2 separate regions of the Homo sapiens genome follow, and region 1 is linked to region 2. The links are chromatin loops, found by intact Hi-C in ENCODE. Cell type or tissue: mucosa of descending colon. All regions are shown on one strand. Links, peaks and the distances in the headings refer to the core of each region. The heading gives the core; the rest is flanking DNA.

The links. Peaks named below come from ENCODE experiments on the same cell type or tissue, not always from the same donor. Only the 100,000 strongest peaks of a DNase experiment are listed, where the experiment ranks them.
Region 1: a loop joins it to region 2, with 2.7 times the contacts of the local background. A loop is called at or near these places in 6 of 110 quality-filtered maps.

The regions. Positions count from the first base shown.
Region 1 is chr2:230,153,290-230,165,799 of GRCh38, reverse strand. It overlaps SP110 (SP110 nuclear body protein), which reads left to right. Exons shown (of 19, transcript NM_080424.4): 19 at 1-614. Among named protein-coding and RNA genes, the nearest start is that of SP110, 60 kb to the left of the region's middle. RefSeq lists a silencer at 5,405-5,474. In mucosa of descending colon, for the core only: a CTCF peak has its summit at 5,447 (motif pointing right); a DNase peak (open chromatin) is centred at 5,410.
Region 2 is chr2:230,018,296-230,030,805 of GRCh38, reverse strand. It overlaps LOC107985996 (a long non-coding RNA gene), which reads right to left and starts at 5,925. Exons shown (of 2, transcript XR_001739919.3): 1 at 5,804-5,925. In mucosa of descending colon, for the core only: no CTCF peak of the experiment used is centred there; no DNase peak of the experiment used is centred there.

The DNA.
Region 1 (12,510 bases), core at 1,000-8,999, 140 kb before region 2:
TTGGAAGGCATCGTAACGGCTTTTAGTTCCAATATTTACCCATAAGTTTTCCCAATGCATTTTGACTTATTTTTTTAATGTCAAAGTCAAAAATAAAATATCTGTAATGTGTCACATACTTAAGGCAATGCGTTTATCACTTTGATACCTCTCAGCTCCCTTATTCCTGTCTTTTCACTCTCTTGAAATACAGACATGAATTAGTATTAATTTTTTTGCTTTTACTCTATAATGTTTATTCTATTCAATTATATTATGTCATTATTTGTTAGTTTCACATTATGTAAATTATTTGTCATGTCCTATGTCATATAAAGTAATTCAAAAGCAAAAATTAAAAGTGTGTGTTACGTGATAACCTGTATTTTTGAGAACAGTATTAATGTGTTTCTGTTTTCACTGTTTAAGATTCCCTGCTGGTCTTTTCTTGACACGACTTCTCCATACTTCCTTTTTGCTCTGCCTTTCAGTCAACTGAAGTGTGTCTTTAAGTAATTTGAAAAGAATTACATGGATGGTATGTTTTCTGATTCACCATATCTTAGAATGTGTTCTATTGTTTTCATAAATTAATAACATAATATATAACTTATCATAACTTCTCACCTTCAAAATTGATTTAAACTTTGTTCCACTGTCTTTGGGGATTTTATTCTACAACTCTGAAATCTAAGTCCAGCCAGAATTCTGCCTCCTCATTAGTGTGTGGAAACCAATGATATTTCCCCTATTATCCCAATAGTTCTATATTTAGTTATTTTTGCCAGGATAGGTTTCAAATATAGTACCTTTTCATTCATCATGCCTGGCACACTGAGCCCTTTCGATATACATGCCTGGTTATTTTTGCAGCCCCATTAAACCTTACTGATCCATTTGTCCTGGGCTCACTTTCAAGAACATCTATTATCTACAGGCTATCTGCTCTCTGTTCTCCCTATTTATCATTTTTTAAAAATGTTTCAAGAAGCACTCCTCGTCTTAGGCCATTAGTATGAAACTGATATTAATATAATTGCAATTTGATAGTATTTAAACCTATTTTTTAGCATGTTAATAATGCTAATTGCTATTTTTAAACAAAAGTTCAAAGGACATAAACTTTTCTCAACATAATGCTTTTCTCAAGACAAAAATTGCAAATCATTACAACTTACTAAATTGTCCTGGTCTGTGTTTCTGGCTTTTCATTCTTAGTCTCCATGGAGGAGTAAGACCATCAAAAACCGAGGCCCTGCCCCATAAGGAGGCAGAACCTGTCCAGCAGGCCCCCTTCAGCCTCCCAGTGAGGAACTGGGAGTAGAGTGTGTTGGAGTTTCCATTTAGGTACCCAGTGTCACAGACTAATGAACAGAAAATGTATAGAGATTTCTTTTGCTCCTATTTCTCAGTGTTTTCACAACAGTGTGAACTGTGAAATAGATTGACCTCACCTATGATCCAGGAAAGGGCGGAGGCAGTTTGAGCACTGGCTCAAGAAAAGCATATAATAAAGTAGAATTCCCTTCATTGTATGGAAAGACAACAAATATGGCCATAAAGATGGCCACTCCTGGTGCCATTTTGGAGTGAATGCTGAGTTCTAGAGATGATGATTTTATCAGCCTAGACTTTAGACTTCCAAATCCTTCTGAGAGGTACACTAAAGGTTCCCATTCCTAGCATAAGCTCAATGCATTATGATAAAAGATTCCCCTCCCTACCAGTTTACCAGCAGCCAGGATTGCTGGGTAAAAAAATCTTATATCCATTCATGACCTAACCCTGTCTTCCGTTCTCGCATTGGTAAGCTGATCCAGGTCTGTCTGTCTATCATCTAATCATGGCTCTGGGTTTCTCTGTATCTTGGGCAGGGGGTGGGGGGTACCCTAAAGAGTCATTTATTTCTTTCAAGTTGAGACTTTCAAACACTAGCAGTTTGATTGCCATGACAGCCAAGACCCCTATTCCCGGAACACTCTCTTCCCTTGCTCCTGTTTGTTGCTGTACTGCTCCCCTGGTTTTCAAGTGATTTCTGCCTGCGAGAGCAGGGTTTGGGTTATTCTGCTTAGCCCAGCTGGTCCTCACCTTCCCCCAGACTCTCTGAGCTGTAGGTGCAGGATTTGCCCTCCTGGTCGTTTCCCACTGCTCAGGCCTCATCCACGTTCAGCACGTACCTCCTTAGATGTTAAAAACTCTTAATGAACCCACCATCAGTGATGCCCCTGCAGACAATGCCAATTGCCTCTCTCCAGGGACCCATTCCAGTCCTGCACCCAGGCCATAATAACATAGGCGTTAAAAAGAAATTATTTAGGCAGATAGTGAGGGTAAGGAAGTCCTCGCTGAGGTTTTCCTTTTAATGAAAAGCAGCCCCCAAGTCATTTCTTTTCTAACAAAAAGCAGCCTGTAAAATTGAGCTGCAGACATAGATAAGCAAGCTGGAAGCTTGCACGGGTGAATGCCGGCAGCTGTGCCAATGGGAAAGGGCTATCTGGGAGCCAGGCATGTCCAACACGGTGGCTCCATCTTCCCTTTTCCTTGCCAACCACATGTACAGTAAGGAGCAGACAACATGGTGCTGACCAAGTAGAAAACCCATTTGCATAATAATAAGATTAGGGTGGGGTGGCCAACTTCCTCCTGTGCTATGTAAATGTCACATGTGGTCCAACCAATCTGTGGGCCCTATGTAAATCAGACACTGCCTCCTCAAGCCAGTCTATAAAATCCGGTGCATTTTGGCGTGGGCTGGAAGACCCACTTGGGCACTCCTCTCTCTCTGCAGGAGAGTTATTCTTTTTTCTCTTTCTTTTGCCTATTAAACCTCCACTCTTTCTTTTTTTTTTTTTTTTCTGAGACAGAGTCTCGCTCTGTCGCCCAGGCTGGAGTGCAGTGGTGCAATCTTGGCTCACTACAAGCTCTGCCTCCCGGGTTCACGCCATTCTCCTGCCTCAGCCTCCCAAGTAGCTGGGACTACAGGCGCCCACCACCACGCCCGGCTAATTTTTTGTATTTTTGGTAGAGACGGGGTTTCACCATATTAGCCAGGATGGTCTCTATCTCCTGACCTGGTGATCCACCTGCCTCATCCTCCCAAAGTGCTAGCATTACAGGCGTGAGCCACCGCGCCCGGCCAAACGTCCACTCTTAATCTCACTCCAGGTGTGTCCATGTTCTTGATTTCCTTGGCATGAGACCACAAACCTCAAGTATTACCCCAGGTGAACAACACTGCTTCAATTTCTCCCATCTGATCCAGCTGGGTTCCACTCTTTCCTGAACCCTTTCCTCCCCAACTGGCCAGGGAGCCTGCATCAGCTCAGGACTACCTTCAGGTTATGATGTGGGAGGTTTTACATGACTCCAAAAGGTTGCAAAAATGGAACAACAAAAAAAGCTTTCTTATCAGGAATGACTGGAGGAATTACATGTAAAAATACATTCCCCCCTCTAGCTGATAGCAGAAATTCCACCTTGGAAGATTCATTCTTAGAAACTGGGGAGACATTGTCTCCTGGTGAAGTGCAGCCTCCCTCAGGAGAGGTAGACTTCATTGGCATCAACATCTGGAGTGGGTACATTTCTCAGATGCTTTCCAAGCTCTGGTAGAGCCAGGCCTTCAGAGCAAGCTCACATTCTGCAAGTAGTTATGGGAGTCGGTGGGCGGGGTCAGTCCTGGCAGGTGCCTTGGACTCTTTGCTTTCCTGCCCTGAGCCCTGAGGACCCTGACTGCTTCTCTTTCGTCCCAAAGCTGCTCCAATGGAACTCCTCCCCTCTTGAAATTAGGTGTGGGGACTATGGGATTCACAACTCTCCTGTCATTCTATCTCTTCTGTAATTGTGACTTAGAAAAAATGCACAGACCGTATTCATTTTAGCAGTCATTCCCCTATGAAGTGACATGTGAAATAATGAAATCAAGAAGGCACTGTCTTGCTCTCTTCACCTCTGGTCTCAACTGGGCCATTTGAATCTCCAGAACCATCTAGAACAAGGAAGACCACCTGGCGAAGTCCCTCCCAGCACAGGACTCCAGGCAACCTGGCACCAGTCATCCCCATTGGACAAGACCAGAGCTCAGATGCATTGGCAGAGGGGACACTTTTCCCCTTTAGCAGCTACTGGCGTCTGATCATTTACAGAGAGGTTGGGTAGAACCCTGAGGAACCCATGATAGCCACTTTCCAGAAGACAGCCCGGGGCCTCAAGCAAAAACTCAATGGTGAGGACAGTCACCCAGACCTGGACACAAGGCCCAAGTATGAGCAGAAAGGGGTGGTTACACGTCCAGGATGTCAGCTGATACTGAAGCATCTGACACACTGTTCTGAAACAGAGTCTGTTGGATGTGGAGTTAAGGTTTTGACTCACTAAATGCTCTGCCCTAGGGGATAAAGTGGAAATGTCCTTATTTCGCAAGGGCAACAGCGAGGTTTCCAGCCTTCAGGCCCAGCAGTGGTTCTCCAGCTTCCACAACCCAGACCTTAAGCACTGTGGTTGCAGCATTCAGACCCCGGGCCACAACTGTGCCCAGCTATCAAGGCCGGGATTGAGGGGAGCTGACTCAGCTGCCCCCATGACTTGGTTCAGAATTGACTCACGGGCCTATGAAAGTGCTCTGGGGGTACCTGTCAAAGCTTGGTCTTGGCCAGTGAAAGATAAGCATTCAAGTTAATGGGCATATGTTAGTACTCACCAGCAGGAAAAAACTAGAGGCTTCAGTGCATCCTAGGATCCTGGGGGAAGAATTGTCATGTCCTCCTAAGAAGGCAGAATTGGTCCAAACAAGGGACAGTGAGGAGGGCAGGGTAAACAAGCCACTCCTTGCCACCTACAAGTGCCAATTTGCCCTAAATTTTCCCAGACAGAGCCCACAGGTCAGATTTTGATGTTTCTGTATCTGGACCATGACCCAGTTTGTATTCATAGCCAATCCCTAATCTCATCATCATCTCAGTTTCCAGTTCCTCAAAGAAGTTTACCCTTGAACCCCTAGGCCTGGTTCTGGCTCTGTGGAGGGCTCAGGCAGAGCAGAATGCATACAGAGGCTTTCCCATTCTCCCAGGATGGGCACAGGACCTAGCCCTGAGAGCAGCAGGCACCCTGGACTTCTACAAAAGTGTGCCATAGGCCAGGCACGGTGGCTCAAGCCTGTAATCTCAGCACTTTGGGAGGAGGCGGGTGGATCACTTGAGGCTAGGAGTTCAAGACCAGCCTGGCCAAGATGGTGAAACTCTACTAAGAATACAGAAATTAGCCCAGTGTGGTGGTGTACACCTGTAATCCCAGCTACTTGGGAGGCTGAGGCAAGGGAATCGCTTGAGCCTGTGGCGGGGTGGCGGAGGTTGCAGTGAGCCGAGATTGCACCACTGCACTCCTGCCTGGGCGACAGGAGACTCTGTCCACCCTCTCCCTACCCCACAAAAAAAAAAAAAAAAAAAAAAGTGTAGCATGCTGTTCAACCACCAGAGGGCACTGTGGGCCCCTCCAGAGACGGAAAGGAATTGAGCTATTAAAGCTCCTGCAAGGACAAGGAACTAGCAGAAAGAAGTAGTGAAGGCTTTGAAGGGGAGGAAGATGCTCTCAGTGGCTCCTATTTCATGCAGATGGAGGAAAACCAACCAAGAGCATGCGCCAGGTCCTCTCCAGATGAGACTGGCAAAGACGAAGCAGCAGGCAGTCACGTTTAGGCACATGCTTGCGAGGATTTCCTTACTGTGACAAAAGGTCCCTTCTGTTGTTTGTCACAAGTGCAAAACCTCACAGCTAGCATAATGAAACAACTGAGATGCACTCAGTAACGTGGGCTGGAAAAGGATCCCCAGTTTTTCGTTTCATAGATTGGAATCTGGTAGGAGGCCCGCCTGGGGATGGCCGGCAGCAGGCAGAGACCTGGATTCTAGATCCTCCCATTTGCAAGAATGTCCCAGGTGACCTCCTCTCGGGGATGCTAGAGGATGAGGACAGGGTGAAGAAGCCAGCCTACTGGGGGAAGGGGGGTCTTTGGGACCAATCAAGAGTGCTTAGAGAGGGGTCCTCTGAGATATCTGGACACTGACCGCTTCCCAATGAATTGCCTATGGCCCGCTGCTTCAGAATCACAGGGAGCTTGCCTAAAATGCAGATTCTGGGATGTTGGCTCTGGGTGGGAATCTCTAGGATTCAGGCCCAGGAATCTGTGTTTTTAACCAGTTGAACAAGTTTTCTAGGTGATTTTTGTTTGTTTGTTTTGTTTTGTTTTGCCACAATTAGGTTTGAGATCCACTGCCCTACGACTGGTCCTTTATCTGACTTAAACATTTGACAAAGGAGCAAATCTAACTAAGGTATCTGTGGTGTGGGCAGCAGTAGAGCCTGCAACTTAATCACAAGAGCTGTCCTTGTCCTGTGAGGTGACAACCGAGAGTTTATTGTTTGGTTGATTGCTTGGTTTGTTTAATTGTAATGTTTTGTAGTTTAATTGTTTATTTATTAACAGCTTTCAGAAACAGTAATAAGAATAGAATGTGAAGCCAACTGCAGAAGAAAAAACTAAACTGAGAAGGGAACTAAATAAAAAAGCAGCTGGGCAGATGAGATTTGGGGGTGCAGGGAGCAAGCATGTGGATGGAGGGAGGAGATTAATATTGAGCCATGGTCATGAGAACTTCAGAGAGAGATGGATGAGTGGAGGTGGCCCACACGGTATTCTCTTTTAGTGTTAAAGTCTCACCAATGCACCACGACGTAGCAGTCTCTCGTTGTGACGTATTACCTGGAGTTCTTTGTCTCATGACCCAGAGAATTAAGGAGTGTGGACACAAAAGGTGAGATTGGAGCAAAAGTTTTCTAAGCAAAAGAAGAAAGCTTTCTGCCATGGAGAGGGGGCCCAGAAGAGGGTTGCTGTCTTTACAGTTGAATGCAAAGGCTTTTATAAGAAACTGATGAGGGCTGGGCATCTCATTTGCATAAGACACAAATTTCTGTTAGCTCCACCCCATCCTCCAAGTGTGCATGTGGGCCCTTAGCTTAGTGACTCCATATTGCTTTGTTCCCCTTACTGTACATGTGTTACGGGACAGAACTTTCCACTGCAGGCGTGTCTGGGTGAGTCACCTGTGTAGCTTTTCTTATCTATGTGGCTGTGGGCGTGTCTTAGGCAAGCCCCTCTGTGCAAGTTGGCTGTTCTTTTGTTTGAAAGAATTTAACTGAGGGCCCACCCTAACTGCCTGCCTGACTGGCTTCTTCCTTTCTCCTCTCTCGGTAGGTCATGGATTGGCTCCTGCTTTGACACCGCCTTGAGGGACTTAAGATGTTGGCATGATTTTTGAAGCTTTTTATTGGATATTGGGTTGATATTATATTTGAACATGAAGTCACCCTGAGGTGTGCTGTCAGGTGGCCCCATTGTATTTGGATACAGGCAGCTGTGAAATGCAGGGGAGCAGTTAAGAATATTAACAGGTCCCCAGTTGAAATGCTTTAATGGCAGTGGTACATGGCCTGTTCCTACCCCACCCAACACACGTCACAACCCCAACCCCTACCCCCAAAGCCTATTCTCAATATGGCAGCCAGACTTAGCCTGTTAAGATGAGTCCAATCCTACCTACTCCACCTTCAGGGTGAGAGCACCCCCTCTGAGGCCTGTATGAGGGGCTTCTCCCCTCCCTCGTAGGTCTGCTGCACCCACTGGCCTCCCTGGAACCCAGGCCACTCCTGCCTCAAGGCCTTTACACCAGCAATCCCCTGGGTCTGGAGCTTCCTCCCCCTGGAAGTCCCCACAGTTCACCCTCACATCTTTAATGTTTTTGCTCAAATGTCCCTGGGGGAGCCTGCTCCAACCACCCCTAATGCTGCAACCTCCCACACCTGGCTCTCCTGCTCCCTCTCACGTGTGTCCTTTCTTCCCCCAAAATATCCCATTTATCATGTTCTAACACGCAACATGATTTGTTTATTGTGTTTGGTGTCTGTCTCTTGTCACTATCATGTAAGCTCCACAGGGACAAAATTTTTTATCTCTTTTGTTTGTTGGTATATCCCTACCGTCAAACTCATCAGCGCTTAATACAGATTTGTAGAATGAATGGATGAATGAATGAATGCCTCTAGGCTCCCAGTCAGTCTGAGCAGGCTGGTTTGCAGGTCCGGAGCTTCTCCGAGCAGCATCTCCCGACTCCTGGTCCCCATTGGGTCACTGGAATCTCACTCCCCATGCACCAGGCCACGTCTTGATGTTTGATGGGCTGGGCTCCCGCTCTGGTTCTGCCCCAGGACTCCCTTCTGCATCCTGCCCCGTGGTGTCCTTGCCTATGCCCCTCTCATCGGTGCCACTGCCCTCCCGAATGCAGCCTGGGCGTCTCTGCTGTGAGCTCCCGTCACTGGGCTCTGCCCTCTGTGGACACACTGTGCCACTTCCCCTTCTATGTCACTGACCTGGACCCAGTCTGAAGGTTGCCCTCCTGTTAAAGAAACCCAGGACCTGACAGTAGGTAAAGTAGGAAAAGCACATTTTATTCAGGAAGTATTGCAAAGGGGGAAAGAGGCCTCAGTGCATATAGAACGGACTCAGTGGTTAATTCAACCAGAACGAGTGGGGATTTATAGCCATGGAGCAGGCTGGCAGTCGGGATGGAGGAAATTACTAAGAGAAAGCAGCAGGGGGAAGGAAAGCTTCTGGTTAAACAGGCTTAGGATTCTTGCTGAAGGCAGGCCAGGGTGGTCAGATGCGAAGGATGGGGGCCTCTCTCCACACTGACTTAGGAGGGACTTGCTAAAACTGGCTGATGCAGGCCCAACGATGACAGGCACAGAAGCCCAGGGTTGAGGCCCCGTTGAAAGAGAGCTTCGAGGAGCCTGACTTAAGTGCGGCCTCAGAGCGAGTCTTTGTCCTGGGAAGCGGGACCTTTTGCTGGCAAGCCAAGCGCCTGCCCTAGCTTGACCAGGGTGCGGAGCCCGCCCTCCCCTGCTGCTGTGCCTTGAGAATCAGGCAGATCCAGAACAGGACCAGGCCAGAAAATCCTGCGGCTGTGGGACGTGGGCAGGATGAGGCCTTGCTGTGAATGTCCCTGAGAAAAATGTGCCTCCCTCCCTTTCTAAAAAGGTTTCCTGCCGTGAAAATGACACCCAGGAAAATAGAACAGGAGAAGACCAGTCTCGGGAACCACACCTCCGGGAGCTCCTCTCAGCCCCTAGCCAGCGGCCCCTCTAGGCCCACAGTCCCTCCTGGACTGGAGCTGGGGTCGTTGTTCTCTCAAGGAAGCAGTGAGGAGTGTGGACAGGCCCAGGGAAGAAATGCCTGACTCTGTGCTTCGTGGGGAAGGCGGGGAAGACAGCAGGGATTGGAGCTGAGAACCAGAGGCCAGAGGACGCCCTGAGACAGGACTTCCTGAAAGAAGCCCTGGGACCCCCACTGCCAAGGGTCCAGGTGAGGAGGGGAGATGGGGTGGGGGCTGGGGCTTTCAAAGGATCAAGTTTTCACCACCCAGACTTTTTGGGATTCAGGAGGGGGGTGTTGGAGTGAACACTGGGCTTCAGCTTCTGTCCTAAAATACCTAAAATCAAAATAAACCCAGCCAGGCGTGGTGGCTCACACCTCTAATCCCAGCACTTTGGGAGGCCAAGGAGGGAGGATTGCTTGAGCCCAGGAGTTCAAGACCAGACTGGGCAAGATAGTGAGACCGCCCCCCACCCCCGCACCCCCATCTCTTCTACAAAAAAATAAAAATAAAAATTTGCTGGGTGTGGTGGCGCACGCCTGTAGTCCCAGCTACTCAGGAGGCTGAGGTAGGAGGATTGTTTGAGCCAGGAGGTCAAGGCTACAGTGGACCAAGATCACCCCACTGCACTCCAGCCTGGGTGGCAAAAGGGAGACCCTATCTCCAAAAAAAAAAACCTTACCCTGAAAATTTAATTTCCTTCTAACACATCATCCTGATCCCCAGGAGAGATTCATCATCCTTCTACTTGACTTTCTTCTGTTGAACTATCTAACCTGGTCTATTTCAACAAATACTATTTCTTGACAACCACTAACCTGGCTTGGGCTTTATTAGGCTAAAGAAATGCCTGCCTCCAGAATTAGATTCTATAAAGTTTTCTTTTGCAGACAGATAGTGGAAGTGCCCAAATTAATCATTTTAATTTCTCAGAAGGGAAGAAAAAATGCCATTTGATCCAACCACATAGGCAAAGTGCCTCGCACACAGTAGCTACTCGGTAAAGCTGAGTCACGGCTGTGGTTGGGACCAGGGAGGGTACCCTTCCCTTCACATGCAGTGTCCTGGGTTTCTCCCTCCTGACCCTTCTCATCAGGAGTCCCTGGAACTGAGGTCCCACGAGGCTTCAGGTGCCACAGCACGGGTGGCAGCTTCTGTCATGCCAGCCACAATCAGTGACCCCAGATAAGGTTGGCAGGGTGATCCCAAAGAGAACGGTGACTTCAGCCCCAGCACAGGGAGGCCGATGGCTGGGGACTGGGGGAAACTCCTGTGGACGGGGTTCCTGAGAATGGCCTGGAAAGAAAAAGCTAAAAAGGTGGAAGTCAGACAGAACACAGCTCATGCCACTTCAAATAGGAATTTGCCCACATCTAGGCCAGGCCCTGTCGCCTCTTGTCTCTCTCAGCAGTATTGGTGCCTGAAGGGATCCATTAAGGGATCCAGTGTGAAATTTTCTGGCTTGGCTCATAGACCGTCCTGTCTTTGGAATCAAAGAGCAGACACAGATCAATGCATAAGGTGAGGAGTCTTGAATTCTTAACTATTTCTTTCCTTAGTGAAAGAGAGTTGCACTGGCTAAGTGTACTGAGTTTAAAGCCTCTTGTTCCTTCTGCAAAATCTGCAGGCACAGCAGCCTGAGGCATCTGCCCCTAAGCCAGGGTCAGAGCTGGGGGCAGCAACAGGGGCTGGGGACCCGAGACAGCCCCTTGGGTTTCCCTTGCAGGTGCCAAGAACCAGCAAGTCTCCTGGGGATTGAGTGCCTTGTGGGGCACTTGGGCCTGTCCCATTGTCCTCCTCCAAGGAAACTTTTGGGGCACTCTGGCTCTCCAGGGCTGGGGACGGCTCTGCCCCATGTCACCAAGGCCCTCTGCAGGGTGTGGGTGTGGACACAGCTAGTAGCACGAGCCGTGGTCGGTCTGCAGTTCCACCTTTGCAGCTTTGCCCTTCCCTGTCTGCCAATCTGATCCCAATCCTGTCTGTGCCCATCCCAACCCCCTATACCTGAATTACATCAGCCTAGAATTCACCTGCTACTTCCATTCCTGCCTTCAAATTCTGACCTTTACCTGTCTGGCCAAGGAGTTTTGTCCCTCCTCGATGTGCTGTTGTTTAAATGCTCCCAAGGAAATGCCTACCCCAACCCCCAAAACAGGATCAGGGACCAGGGTTTTTTTTTTTTTGCTGCTTCCTTCTACCTTCACCTTCAGTGTTGCAGAGCACCCATAGCCCGCTGAACCAGGGGTTCCGTGCCATCTGCAATGCTGTGTATGTGCAAGAGGTGAGGCAGAGAACAGGGAAGCATACGTTCCCACTCCTAAAAATTCCCAGAGAAAAATACTTTCTGTGAGTGTCAAAACATGATGGGACTGTTCATGAAATCAGTCCGTGAAGTCAGCTGTGATCATGATGAAACATGAGCCATGGTTCTGTGGGTTCTGAAGCTATACAAATCACAAATTCTTCATCATGATAGAAACTGAAAACCTAACTTGTTCAACATATGTTTCTTGAATTGGATATCCAGACGCAAAAAAAAAAAAAAAAAAAAAAAAAGGAGGAGAAAGAAAAAATCTCAATCATAATCCAAGAATCTGATACCATATACAAAAATTAATTTAAAATGGATCATAGACCTAAATGTAAAACTGTAAAGCTCCTAGAAGAAACAGGAGAGAAAATATTTGAGGAGGTGGTAGGCTGGATGCTTTCCCAAAAATGCCTACCTCCTAGTTCCTGGAACCTATGAACATGTTATGTTACCTGGCAAGAGACTTTGCAGATGCAAGGAAAGAGACAGATCTTAAAACAGGGAGTGTATCCTGGGCTATCCAGGTGGGCCCCACCTAATCACATGACCCCTTAATAGCAGAGAACTTTCTCTAGCTGCAGCAGAAGGGAAAATTAGATATTCCAGTCATGAGAAGTTCTTTAAGAGTTTATGAGTCAGGATTGCCAGCTAGCAGAGTGAGGGCCTCATTTTCAAGGATCAGAGAGAGGCCCAGAGAGAGGATCAGAGAGAATTCCAAGGGCGACCCCAGTTGACCCCAGCAATGAAGCTGGCAGCTGAGCCCCACAACCTCAAGGAACTGGGTTCTGCCCACACCCTGAGTGAACACTGTAGTGGATTTTTCCCAAGCCTCTTGGTAAGAGCCCAGACAGCCGACACTTTGACTTTGGCCTGGTGAGACCCAGAGTACAGAAACCAGTCAAGGAGCTCAGACTTCTGACCTACAAAACTGTAAGATCATAAATTTGTGTTGTCTTATGCCACTAAGGTTGTGGTAGTTTTTCACAGCAGCAGTAGAAAAATAATAGAGACCCTGGG
Region 2 (12,510 bases), core at 2,699-10,698:
TATTTACTTTAAGAGGTTTCTAGGCTGGGCCCAGTGGCTCACGCTGTAATCCCAGCACATTGGGATGCCAAGGCAGGCAGATCACTTAAGGTCAGGAGTTCGAGACCAGCCTGGCCAACATGGCAAAACCCCGTCTCTAGTAAAAATACAAAAATTGGCTGGGTGTAGTGGTACATGCCTATAATCCCAGTTTACTTGGGAGGCTGAGGCAGGAGAGTTGCTTGAACTCAGGAAGCAGAGGTTGCGGTGAGCTGAGATCATACCACTGCCCTCCAGCCTGGGTGACAGAGTGAGACTCCTTCTCAAAAAATAAAACAAAATAAAAGGTTTCTATATCCTTAGAGTTTTGCTAAGGCAAATTACATGATAAATATTCATTAAATATGTAGGTCATTTCCGAATAAGATATAATGCTATGACATTCAGTACTAAATATTAGTTTAATCTTACATACTTTTGGCTTCTTATTTCAGAGAAACGAAATATATCTGGATGTTAGTAAATATGTCCTATTCCACATTGAAAAATGGTTCCATGGCTAGGCGTGGTGGCTCATGCCTATAATCCCAGCACTTTGAAAGGCTGAGGCAGGCCTGAGGTAAGGAGTTCGAGACCAGCCTAACCAACATGGAGAAACTCCGTTTCTTCTAAAAATACAAAATTAGCCAGGCATGGTGGCGCATGCCTGTAATCCCAGCTACTCGGGAGGCTGAGGCAGGAGAATCTCTTGAACCTGGGAGGACGTTGCAGTGAATCGAGATCATGCCATTGCACTCCAGCCTGGGCAACAAGAGCAAAACTCCATCTCAAAAAAAAAAAAAAAGAAGAAGAAGAGAAAGAAAAATAGTTCCATTAGAAAGCCCATGTTTCCCACAGGCTTTAAAAAAGAAAAGAAAAGAAAAGAAAAGAAAAAAAGCTTATGTTTTTAAAAACTGTAAAATGTGTATTCATAAATTGTTGGGATGTGATTGACAGTTACTATTCCTTCCTCTATACTCTGAAAAACCAACGAGGAACCAAAGATATTTGGCTTTTGCTGGCTATATCTACCAATATTCACCATATTAGAAATTGAAACTGAGGGCCGGGCTCAGTGGATGACACCTGTAATTCCTGCCCTCTGGGAGGCTGAAGCAGGAGGATCACTTGAGCCCAGGAATTTGAGACCAGGCAGGGCAACAGAGTGAGACCATGTCTCTACAAAAAAGTACAAAAATTAGCCAGGCATGGTGGGGCACACCTATAGTCCTAGTTACTCGGGAGGCTGAGGTAGGAGGATCACTTTAGCTGAGAGATTGAGGCTGCAGTGAGCTGTGATCATGCCACTGCACTCCAGCCTGGGTGACACAGTGAGACTCTGTCTTAAAAAAACAGAAAAATCAAAACTGAGAAATTAAAAAACATTTACATATTTCTTCATTTTAAAATAATAATATTGAAACTACTATGTTAATATAAGTAACATTTTTATGAAAAGTAACTGCTTTTTTAAAAAAATGAGTAAGAACAGTAGTATTGTTTGGCCAGGCGCGGTGGCTCATGCCTGTAATCCAGCACTTTGGGAGGCTGAAGCAGGCAGATCATGAGGTCAAGAGATCGAGGCCATTCTGGCCAACATGGTGAAACCCCGTTTCTACTAAAAATACAAAAAATTAGCCAGGCGTGGTGGCGGGCGCCTGTAATCCCAGCTACTCGGGAGGCTGAGGCAGGTGAATCACTTGAACCTGGGAGGCAGAAGTTGCAGTGAGCCGAGATCACGCCACTGCACTCCAGCCTGGTGACAGAGCAAGACTCCGTCTCAAAAAAAAAAATAGTAGTATTGTTTTACATTTTTGCAAATTTCATTAATGTTTGGCTTAATAGAAAATAGGTTGATTCTCATATTTGCTAAATGTATTTTTGATACCACATCAGACTCAAGAAGTGGTATTTCTTAAAGGTTCATTGTAGTGTAGAATCTGAAACCATATGAATAAACTTCCCATACAATATTACATTAAAATCCATTGATCTAGTTTACACTTTGAATCTTTTGCCCATTTCTGATTTTGTAAAATGATGTTTTGATCACTTGGAAAATATTGCTCCACTGAGTTTTGTAGCTCTTCTAAAATTTTTTCATATTTTATACAATATTTTGAAAATCACAATTATTATTTGTGTAAAAAATCAGTTATTCCATTTATATGGAATGTCTGGAGTAGGCAAATCCACAGAAATAGAAACTATATTAGTGATTGCCAGAGCTGGGGACAGATGGGAATAGAAAGTGACAGCTCATAAGTACGGGGTCTCTTTTTGAGGTGCTGAAAATGTTCTGGAACTAGATGACAGTGACGATTGCACAACTCTGAATATAATACAAAAAACACTGACATATATACTCTTTTTTTTTTTTTTTGAGACGGAGTCTCGCTCTGTTGCCCAGGCTGTAGTGCAGTGGCCCGATCTTGGCTCACTGCAAGCTCCGCCTCCCGGGTTCATGCCATTCTCCTGCCTTAGCCTCCCAAGTAGCTGGGACTACAGGCGCCGGCCATCACGCCTGGCTAATTTTTTGTATTTTTAGTAGAGATGGGGCTTCACCGTGTTACCCAGGATGGTCTCGATCTACTGACCTCGTGATCCACCTGCCTCGGCCTCCCAAAGTGCTGGGATTACAGGCGTGAGCCACCGCGCCTGGCCATATATACTCTTAAAGGGTAAATTTTATGATATGTGAATTACATCTCAATTTTTAGAATCACATGTGTTAATACTACTAGGCAGTCTGATGAGATGGGTGGTAATAAAACTTTCAAAGTATTTTAAAGTACTTAAAAATACTTTAAGCATTGGAAAGTGGACAAGCTCATGGAAGTTGGTGTAAATTATCCAAAATATTATTTTTCTTTTGAAAGTTTGAATATTATCATTGGCAAGGAAATCTGCACTTGTTTTCCTTGAAGGGATAGCCTCATTTCCAATAATGTGTCTGCCAAGTATAAACATGGTGTTTCATGAAAAAAGGGGTAGTTGAGCTCGCGATTCATCACACAACTGCTTTTCCTCATGACAACCGTGACACTCTGATGTGCAGCAGATGCGGTCTTGCTTCCTCCCACCTTTGTCACACAGTATTAAAGATAGTGCGGTGGCTCACGCCTGTAATCCCAACACCCTGGGAAGCCGAGGCAGGCCGATCACTTGAGGCCAGAAGTTTGAGACCAGCCTGGACAACATGGTGAAACTCTGTCTACACTAAAAACACAAAAATTAGCAGGGCGTAGTGGCAGGTGCCTATGATCCCAGCTACTTGGGAGGCTGAGGCATGAGAATCACTTGAACCCGGGAGGCGGAGGTTGCAGTGAGCTGAGATGGTGCCACAGCACTTCAGCCTGGGTGATGGAGGGAGAAAAAGTAACCACTTCTTAAAAAAATGAGTGGCCGGGCACGGTGGCTCACGCCTGTAATCCCAGCACTTTGGGAGGCTGAGGCCGGTGGATCACGAGGTCAGGAGATCGAGACCATCCTGGCTAACACGGTGAAACCCCCTCTCCACTAAAAATACAAAAAATTAGCCGGGTGTGGTGGCAGGCACCTGTAGTCCCAGCTACTCGGGAGGCTGAGGCAGGAGAATGGCATGAACCCAAGAGGCGGAGCTTGCAGTGAGCCGAGATCAGGCCACTGCACTCCAGCCTGGGCGACAGAGTGAGACTCTGTCTCAAAAAAAAAAAAAAAAAAAAAAAAAAAAGAGTAAGAATAGTGGTATTGTTCGGCCTGTTTCAAAAAAAAAATAAAGGACTTTGATTAGTCAGTGTTGATACCGGATGAACACAAGCAAAACATCAAGCGCAACCTAATCTACTGACTTGGCCATTTATAAGACATCAGCACAATATGCAGAGAAGAGATTAACTCATCCTTCATGTTTGCTGCTAGAGCTTTAATATGACAAGTTACTGTGTCATTAGAAAGTGGCACTGTTTGGCAAAACCGTGTCTCTACCAAAAATACAAAAATTTGGTGGGCGTGGTGGCGGGCATCTGTAATCCCAGCTACTTGGGAGGCTGAGGCAGGAGAATTGCTTGAACCCAGGAGGCAAAGGTTGCAGTGAGCAGAGATCACGCCACTGCACTCCAACCTGGAGGATAGAGGGAGACTCCACCTCAAAAAAAAAAAAAAAAAAAGTGGCACCGTTGTGATTTTCTTTTGCTGAGTTTCCATCCAGCAAGCACTTGGCAATGCCAGCTGAATGGGCTTGTCCGCCTTTCTCAGGGCAGTACGGTAACTTACCCACTTCAACGGCTTTTTCATTTTGGTTTAAAAAGCTGTAATGATACATTCTGGGCTTTTAAGAAACATCATATCTACATTTAAAATATTCAACTCCTTTTTTCTTTAAACTCTGAATGATTCCTCTCAAAGTGATGCCGTAACTTGAGGGGTACCAAAAAAGGTAAATTTTTAACACTATAAAGCCAAGGAAAAATACCTTCTGAGTCATATTTATACTTCTTTTTACTAGTTTTTCCCTTATGTGAGTTTGAAAACTCCTTAATATGTCAGTTTCATCTTTTTTTAGCATCTTTAGTCTCAGTGCAGCTGTGGGCTAAGAAAGCAAGATTTCCCATATCCCCCTTTAAAGCAAATGATCCATCTTTAAATAGAATAAAAATATAAATGTTTAAGTTTTCAATAAAATATTAAATCCTAGAATTCACATTTTAGGGTTTAAAAGCTATTTTTAAAAGTACTTTTGGCTGGGCAAGGTGGTTCACTGCCTGTAATCCCAGCACTTTGGGAGGCCAAGGCGGGTGGGTCACCTGAGGTCAGGAGTTCGAGACCAGCCTGACCAATATGGTGAAACCCCATCTCTACTAAAAATACAAAAAGTAGCTGGGTGTGGTGGCACGCACCTGTAGTCCCAGCTACTTGGGAGGCTGAGACAGGAGAATTGCTTGAACCTGGGAAGTGGAGGTTGCAGTGAGTTGAGATCACACCACTGCACTCCAGCCTGGGTGACAGAGTGGGACTCCCTCTAAAAAACAAAATAAAACAAAAGTATTTTTAAATATTATTGCAAAGTAAGACAACAAAGTATATCTACCTCTTGTATTTCCACACAGGTAAACCTCAGGATACCAATTTACTGGATGAGAATAAGGTTGCATAAAAGATAGCAGGTATAGGCTGGGCGCGGTGGCTCACGCCTGTAATCCCAGCACTTTGGGAGGCTGAGGCGGGCAGATCACGAGGTCAGAAGTTCAAGACCAGCTTGGCCAACATGGTGAAACCCCGTCTCTACTAAAAATACAAAAATTAGCTGGGCGTGGTGGCGCGTGCCTGTAATTCCAGCTACTTGGGAGCCTGAGGCAGGAGAATCATTGGAAACCAGCCTGGGCAACACAGCGAGACTCAGTCTCAAAAAAAAAAAAGATAGCAGGTATAACAAAGATAACTAGCAAGAGCACGGTAGAAGTACTGAAAACAAACTAGGTTAGCCTCTGAAAATTCAACATATTCATACCCTAAACCTATTACCTTAGAAAAGTCTAGAAAACACAAAAATAGACAAGCATATGTTCCACTAGTCATCAGAGTAACATCACAGTTCACATAGCCTCTGGAAAATTCCACTGCTTACTTGTGAAAGAATGAATACAAAAGCGGCCAGGCCTGGTGGCTCTTCCCTATAATCCCAGCACTTTGGGAGGCTGAGGCGGGAGGATTGCTTGAGCCCAGGAGCTTGAGACCAGCCTGGGCAACATGGTGAAACCCCATCTCTACTAAAATATAAAAATTAGCCAGGCATGGTGGCACGTACCTGTGGTCCCAGCTAGTTGGGAGGGTGAGGTGGGAGGATTGCTTGAGCCTGGGTGGTAGAAGTTGTAGTGCACCAAGATTGCGCCATTGCACTCCAGCCTGGGTGACAGAGTGAGATCCTGTCTAAAAAAAAAAAAAAAAAAAAAAAAAAAAAGAATGAGTGAATGAATGAAAAAGGTAAATAATGTCCTAGTATTATTATGAAAATAGTTCTGACCTCACAGATGACTGAAGGGGTTTTGAGGACTCCCAAGATCCCAGCAGCACACTTTGTGCTAGAGGAATCAGAAGGAGAGATGGCTGAAGTGTGAAGTGGCCCTGGAGGCTGGGCATGACTTGGTTAGGGGGCTGGCATGATGACGGGGCAAGGGGAGAACAACATGGGTGAAAACACAGACCCGGAAAGCACAGGAGGAGCTCAGGTTCAAAGAATAGCCTGAAGTAACCAAGAATAGGGATGATGCCAGGCTGCACAGGTAGGGGAAGGTTGTTTATACAAAACCTTGACAGATAAGCCAAGAGAAGTTCACGCTGATAAGCTTAATCTCTGCAAAGTGGGAGGTCGGATTGATTGTCAAGTCATGAGTCTCATAAATATTAATCAAAAGAACAGGATGGTGGCCAGGCATGGTGGCTCATACCTATAATCCTAGTACTTTGGGAGGCCGAGGTGGGAGGATCACCTGAGGTCAGGAGTTCGAGACCAGCCTGGCCAACATGGTGAAACCCTGTCTCTACTAAAAATACAAAAATTAGCTGGGAGTGGTGGCACATGCCTGTAATCCCAGCTACCCAGGAGGCTGAGGGAGGAGAATTGCTTGAACCCGGGAGGCGGAGGTTGCAGAGAGCTGAAATCGAACCACCACATTTCAGCCTGGGCCACAGAGTAAGACTGTCTCAAAAAAAAAGGCCGGGTATGGTGGCTCTCACGCCTGTAATCCCAGCACTTTGGGAGGCTGAGGCGGGTGGATCATGAGGTAAGGAGTTCAAGACCAGCCTGGCCAAGATGATGAAACCCCATCTTTACTAAAACTACAAAAATTAGCCAGGCGCAGTGGCGGACGCCTGTAGTCCCAGCTACTGGGGAGGCTGAGGCGGGAGAATTGCTTGAACCCGGGTGGCAGAGGTTTCAGTGAGCCAAGATCGCACCACTGTACTCTAGCCTGGGTGACAGAATGAGACTCCATCTCAAAAAAAAAAAAAAAAAAAAAAAAAAAAAAGAACAGGATGGTGCTGAGAATAAACTCTACTCAGAGGAGCATATCAGAATCTCCAAGGAAGAGGTGTCACCTTCCTACTCCTTTTAGCCCCTCCCCTACTACCCCCAACCAAGGAAGCCCCATGAGAACAGGACTAGGTCTGTCTGCTTCCATGGCATTCCCAAGCGTGGAGCGCAGTGCCTCCAGGCACAAGGCAGACACTGAAACACCACCTGGAGAAAGTCCTCTGGAAGTGTGCCCCATTTCCCAAGGGTGCGTGAAAGGAGGAAGAGTCACTGAGCTCTCTCCAGGGCAGCATTCCTTGGATGGCCTTGGATTCACCAGCAGCCCTTTAGGACCTACTCTGCTGGTCAGTAAAGGAACAGCTGCAGGACTTTCAGAGGTGGAAACAGGAGAAGAATCCTTCAAAGGTGGAAGAAAAAGAGTAGAGAGGTAGGAAGTAAAGCTGGCTAGCGAAGAACCTTGGATGTTAGGAAAAATGGGGAACATTTACTGACTGAACTTGCTTGTGGGCAGGGCCGTGTTCTAGTTATGCAAGTGTCTCCAGGGCTTAGCTCAGTGCCTGGCACAGAGTAACTAATACATAAACAGTATTTTTATTTATTTATTTATTAGTTTTTATTTATTTTCGAGACAGCATCTCGCTCTGTCGCCCAGGCTGGAGTGCAATGGCGCAGTCTCAGCTCACTGCAACCTCCGCCTCCCGGTTCAAGCAATTCTCCTGTTTCAGCCTCTAGCCATCTTCTCAACTTAAATTTCCTATTAACCATTTTGCTATTAATATTATCATATGTTATCTAAGTATCATAAAGCAATCACCTGAACATTAAATACATGCATATTTTGCTGATAAGTCAGAAGATATTTGTTTTTATTAAACCAACAATATTAAACTACTCATATTTACCAAAAGATTCACTCAAGTCAAGTGAACTTGAAAAATATTTGAGCTTATTTATTTGATTTTTGATTACTCGTTTATTGTTATGTTAACTTGGTACCGTGTAGACAATATCCAAACACAAGTATAGACATATACATATATGTGGGCACAACGTATAACTAATACACATACACATGTATACATCTGAAAGCTGAAAAGATCAAGGAGTTCAATATAAAAAAAGAGTAGAGCTAAGCCAGGTGCAGTGGCTGATGCCTGTAATCCCAGCACTTTGGGAGGCCGAGGCGGGCGGATCACTTGAAGTCAGGAGCAGCTGGGACTACAGGTGCACGCCACCAGGCCCGGCTAATTTTTGTATTTTTAGTAGAGACAGGGTTTCACCAGATTGGTCAGGCTGGTCTCGAATTCTTGACCTCAGATGATCCACTCACCTCAGCTTCCCAAAGTGCTGGGATTACAGGCATGAGCCACTGCACCCTGCCTAAAACAGTATTTTTAAATGAATTAACAACGGGAGCTGAGAAAGGGATACTAGATTAGAAACTCTCAGTAGTAGCTAAGAGAGTAGCTTTAGAAGATGACCAAGAGAGGCTAAGGAATTGCGGGAATAGTAGAGAACAAGGGGAAGCAGCGAGGGGAGAGTAATTGTTATAGCTGTTTGGTGGCTCAGAAGGAGAGAAATAACAGGGCACTGAGAAGGTCATTAGAATGAAGCTTCTTTCAAGGAGAGACCTATATTCTTTTTTTTGTAGAAACAAGGTCTCACTTTTCACTATATTTTTCAGGCTCATCTCAAACTCCTGGGCTGAAGGGATCCACCCACCTCGGCCTCCCAATGTGCTGGGATTACAGCCTGTCGGATTCCTATGTTCTTAAGAAAAGAAAAGGGTGCCAGGTGCGGTAGCTCATTCCTGTAATCCCAGTGTGGGAGGCCAAGGCAGGAGGATCAGTTGAAACCAGAGTTTGAGACCAGCCTGGGCAACATAGCAAGACCCTGTCTCTATTTACATAAGTATTCAAAAAAGAGAAGGAAAGAGAATCTGTGAAGAGGAGAGATGGAAGATATAGAGAACAAGGAGATGAGAAAGACCAGAATCCCTAACAATGGATAGGTGAGCACTGTAAATAAGTCAACTCCTCCCTCTGAAGGTAGAAGAAAGACAAGGTGGGCCCAGGACAGGGAGGTTTCATGCAGGAGAGAAGAGAAGCTGTGACGTTCACACTGAAAAGATTAATCTCTGCGAAGTGGGAGATAAGACTTGAAGATCCACTGTGAGAAGCCCAGGAAATAGATAATACAAGGCCTGTTAAGGCAATGCGTGGAAGCCAAAGGAAGCCAGGCTAGGTCGGTCGGGGGCCAAGGCAGCACATCTGGTGTGCCCCAGTGATGCTCTGCCGTCTGACCATAGGGAAGAGGACATAAATCGCCCGTCGGGTGGACATCCTGCAGGTTACAGGGCAAGAGCGTTTCACGCGTTGAGCGTTTCACTAATCCTGGAATTCAGAGAGGGCAGGTAGTCAAGTACAGTCAGGGAGGGGCTGCTGGATGAACAGGCAGTAAGGGACGCAGGTTAGGGCAGAGAGCAAACCGGTCACATGTACAGATTCATGGAAGCTTAGAAGAAGTGAGTTTTGGAAATGAGGCAACTCCTCAAGAAGGTAAGGAGGCTTCCCTCCAGAAGCAATGGCTCCACACCAGAAAGCTCAGATGTGAAGGCCGTGGAAGGATAAGCATTCCAGGTTGGCCAGGCTGGAGTGTGGTATGTGTGGATGGGGGGAGGTCTCCAGCGTCAAAATATTCAGAGAACAGTGAGTTGGGGAGGGAATGCTGATGTTGAATTGCAAAGACTGGAGCGGGGAAGCAGTTGTCATCTATGAAAAGGGAATTGAGCCATGGTGGAGAGCGGAGACCACTGCAATGCAGGAAAGGTGCTACAGTTGGACTGTGAGGAGAGAGTTGGGTTGAGGGTCTCCAATTAGCACTGGAGAGCAAGGTGAGAGCCAATCCCACCTCCTCTTGAATTGCCAGGTGAAATAGAAGGAGGTAAGGGTTTCTTGACAGAGGCAGATTTCCAAGTGGTCAAGTAGAGGAAAGTGGTAGGAAGAGAGCACTGAGTTTGGGAAAGAACCAGTAAGCTGTATTTACTCACCCCCTTTACTCATCCTGGTAGCTTTCCATAAGAGTGTATGAGGGGCTCGAAGAATTTACCCCTTGCTCATTATTTAAATGCCTTAAGACACTTTAGGCTAGGTGCTGTAGCTCATGCCTGTAATCCCAACAATTTGGCAGGCTGAGGTGGGAGGATCACTTGAGCCCAGGAGTTTGAGACCAGCCTGGGCAACATGGCAAGACCTCATCTCTACACAAAATGCAAAAATTATTTGGGTGTAGTGATGTGTGCCTGTGGTCCCAGCTTCTCTGGAGGCTGAGGTGAGAGGATCTCTTGAGGTTGAGGCTGCAGTGAGCTGTGTTTGTGCCACAGCACTTCAGCCTGGGCGATAGAGTGAGACCCTGTCTCAAAAACAACAACAACAAAAAGATACTTTATTAAAAATAGGCAATAATTTTGTTCATCAAAAGCTTGGCATATTCTCTGGGCAACCAGTCTTGAATGGTCTCATATTATGCTCAAGGCCCTCTCCTTATAATTTCAAATGTGACCTGCACAAATCCCATCACCTTTTCAAGTTCTATTGGTGAGATGTAGTTTTGGCTCTGAAAGGAGAGGTGCTGTGGCATTTGTGGTTAAGAACACAGACTTAGTAGGTAGAGATTTGTCTCAGTTTTATGAAACTTTGAAAAAATTAACTTGTCCTCTCAGAATAATTAGATTTTGCAGGCAATGCAGTCTGTGTCACGACTACTACCTAATGCTGCCATTGTAGTATGGAAGCGACCACAGATAACACATAAATACTGTTCCAATAAAGCTTTATTTATAAATCAGGAGGCTGGTCAGATTAGGTCCACGCCATAATTTGTAGACCCCTGAGAGAAATGACAGAAATAATATCACTTACTTTTAAGGATTGCTGTTAAGAATTCAGTTGTTTACTATCTGTTTATTTCTTGGCACATAGTAGACAATAGATAGAAGCTGCTAATATTATTATTTCTGAGGTTATTCCAGTGCAGTCTGTGGCCATGGATCAGTGGCTGTAAGACTTTTTGAATGGGCAGAACATATTTCCCAATTGAAAATAACTTTCCTGAGTGGAAAACCGTTTTTGAGGGAATATAATGCAGGTAGTCCTCTGTAGTGCCCCACTCTGACAGTTACACGTTGCAAGGGCAGACGAATGCTGCCTCAGAGTGCAGATGATCTTATTTTAAAATGAAGTAGAAGTGAAGCTATTAATTTTATTTTGTAAAATGACAATGTATATTGTTAGGGTTTTAACTGCAGGTGCCATTTTTCTTCAATGTGGTGGCACTTTGTTCACTTGATGTTTTTGGTTTTTTAAAATATAAATTTTATTGTGTGTATCTGACAGTATAGCATGATGTTATGGGATATATATAGACAGTAAAAACGTTACTATGGTGAAACTGATTAACAATATCATCTCACATAATTCCTTTTTATTAGTGCAAGTGCAGCTAAAATCTACTTATTTAACAAAAATCCCCAATACAATGCAATTTTATTAACATTAGTCCTCATGTTGTACATCAGATCTCTAAACTTTTTATCCTATATATTTCCTATTTTATATGCTTTGAACTGTATTTCCTCATTTCCTCTCTCCCTAGCCTTTGCCTGTGGTAACCACTGTTTCATTCTCTATCTCAGTATATATGAGTGCTCTTATATTTATATATATTCCAGGGCTAGGCATCGTGGCTCATGCCTATAATCCTAGCACTTTAAGAGGCTGAGGTGGGAGGATCACTTGAGCCCAGGAGTTTGAGACCAGCCTGGGCAATGTAATGAGACCCTATCTCTACAAAAAACTAAAAAGTTAACTGAGCATGGTGGCGCCCTAGTCTCAACTACTCAGGACAGGAGGCTGAGGTGGGAGGATGACTTGAGCTTGGCAGGCAAAGGTTGCAGTAAACCGAGATTGTGCCACTGCACTCCAGCCTGGGTGACAGAGCGAGACTTTGTCTCAAAAAAAAATTATATATATATATATACACACACACACATACACACACACACACATATATACACACACACACATATATACACACACACACATAAACACACACAGATATATGTGAATATATATTTATATATATAATTAAAAACGATATATATTTCACATATAAGTAAGATCAGACCATGTTTTTCTCTTCGTTTCTGGCTTATTTCACTTAGTATAATAACCTCCAGGTCCATCTGTGTTGTTGCAAATGCTAGGATCTCTTTCTTTTCTAAGGCCAAATAATATTCCATTGTATACATCTACCACATTTACTTTATCCATTTGTCCATCAGTGGATATTTAGGTTGTTTCCACATTGCTTATTGTGAGTAATGTTGCAATGAACATGGGATTGCAGACATCATTACGAGGCAGTGATTCATCTCCTTTGGATATACACCCAGAAGACGGACTGCTGGTCACATGGTAGCTCTA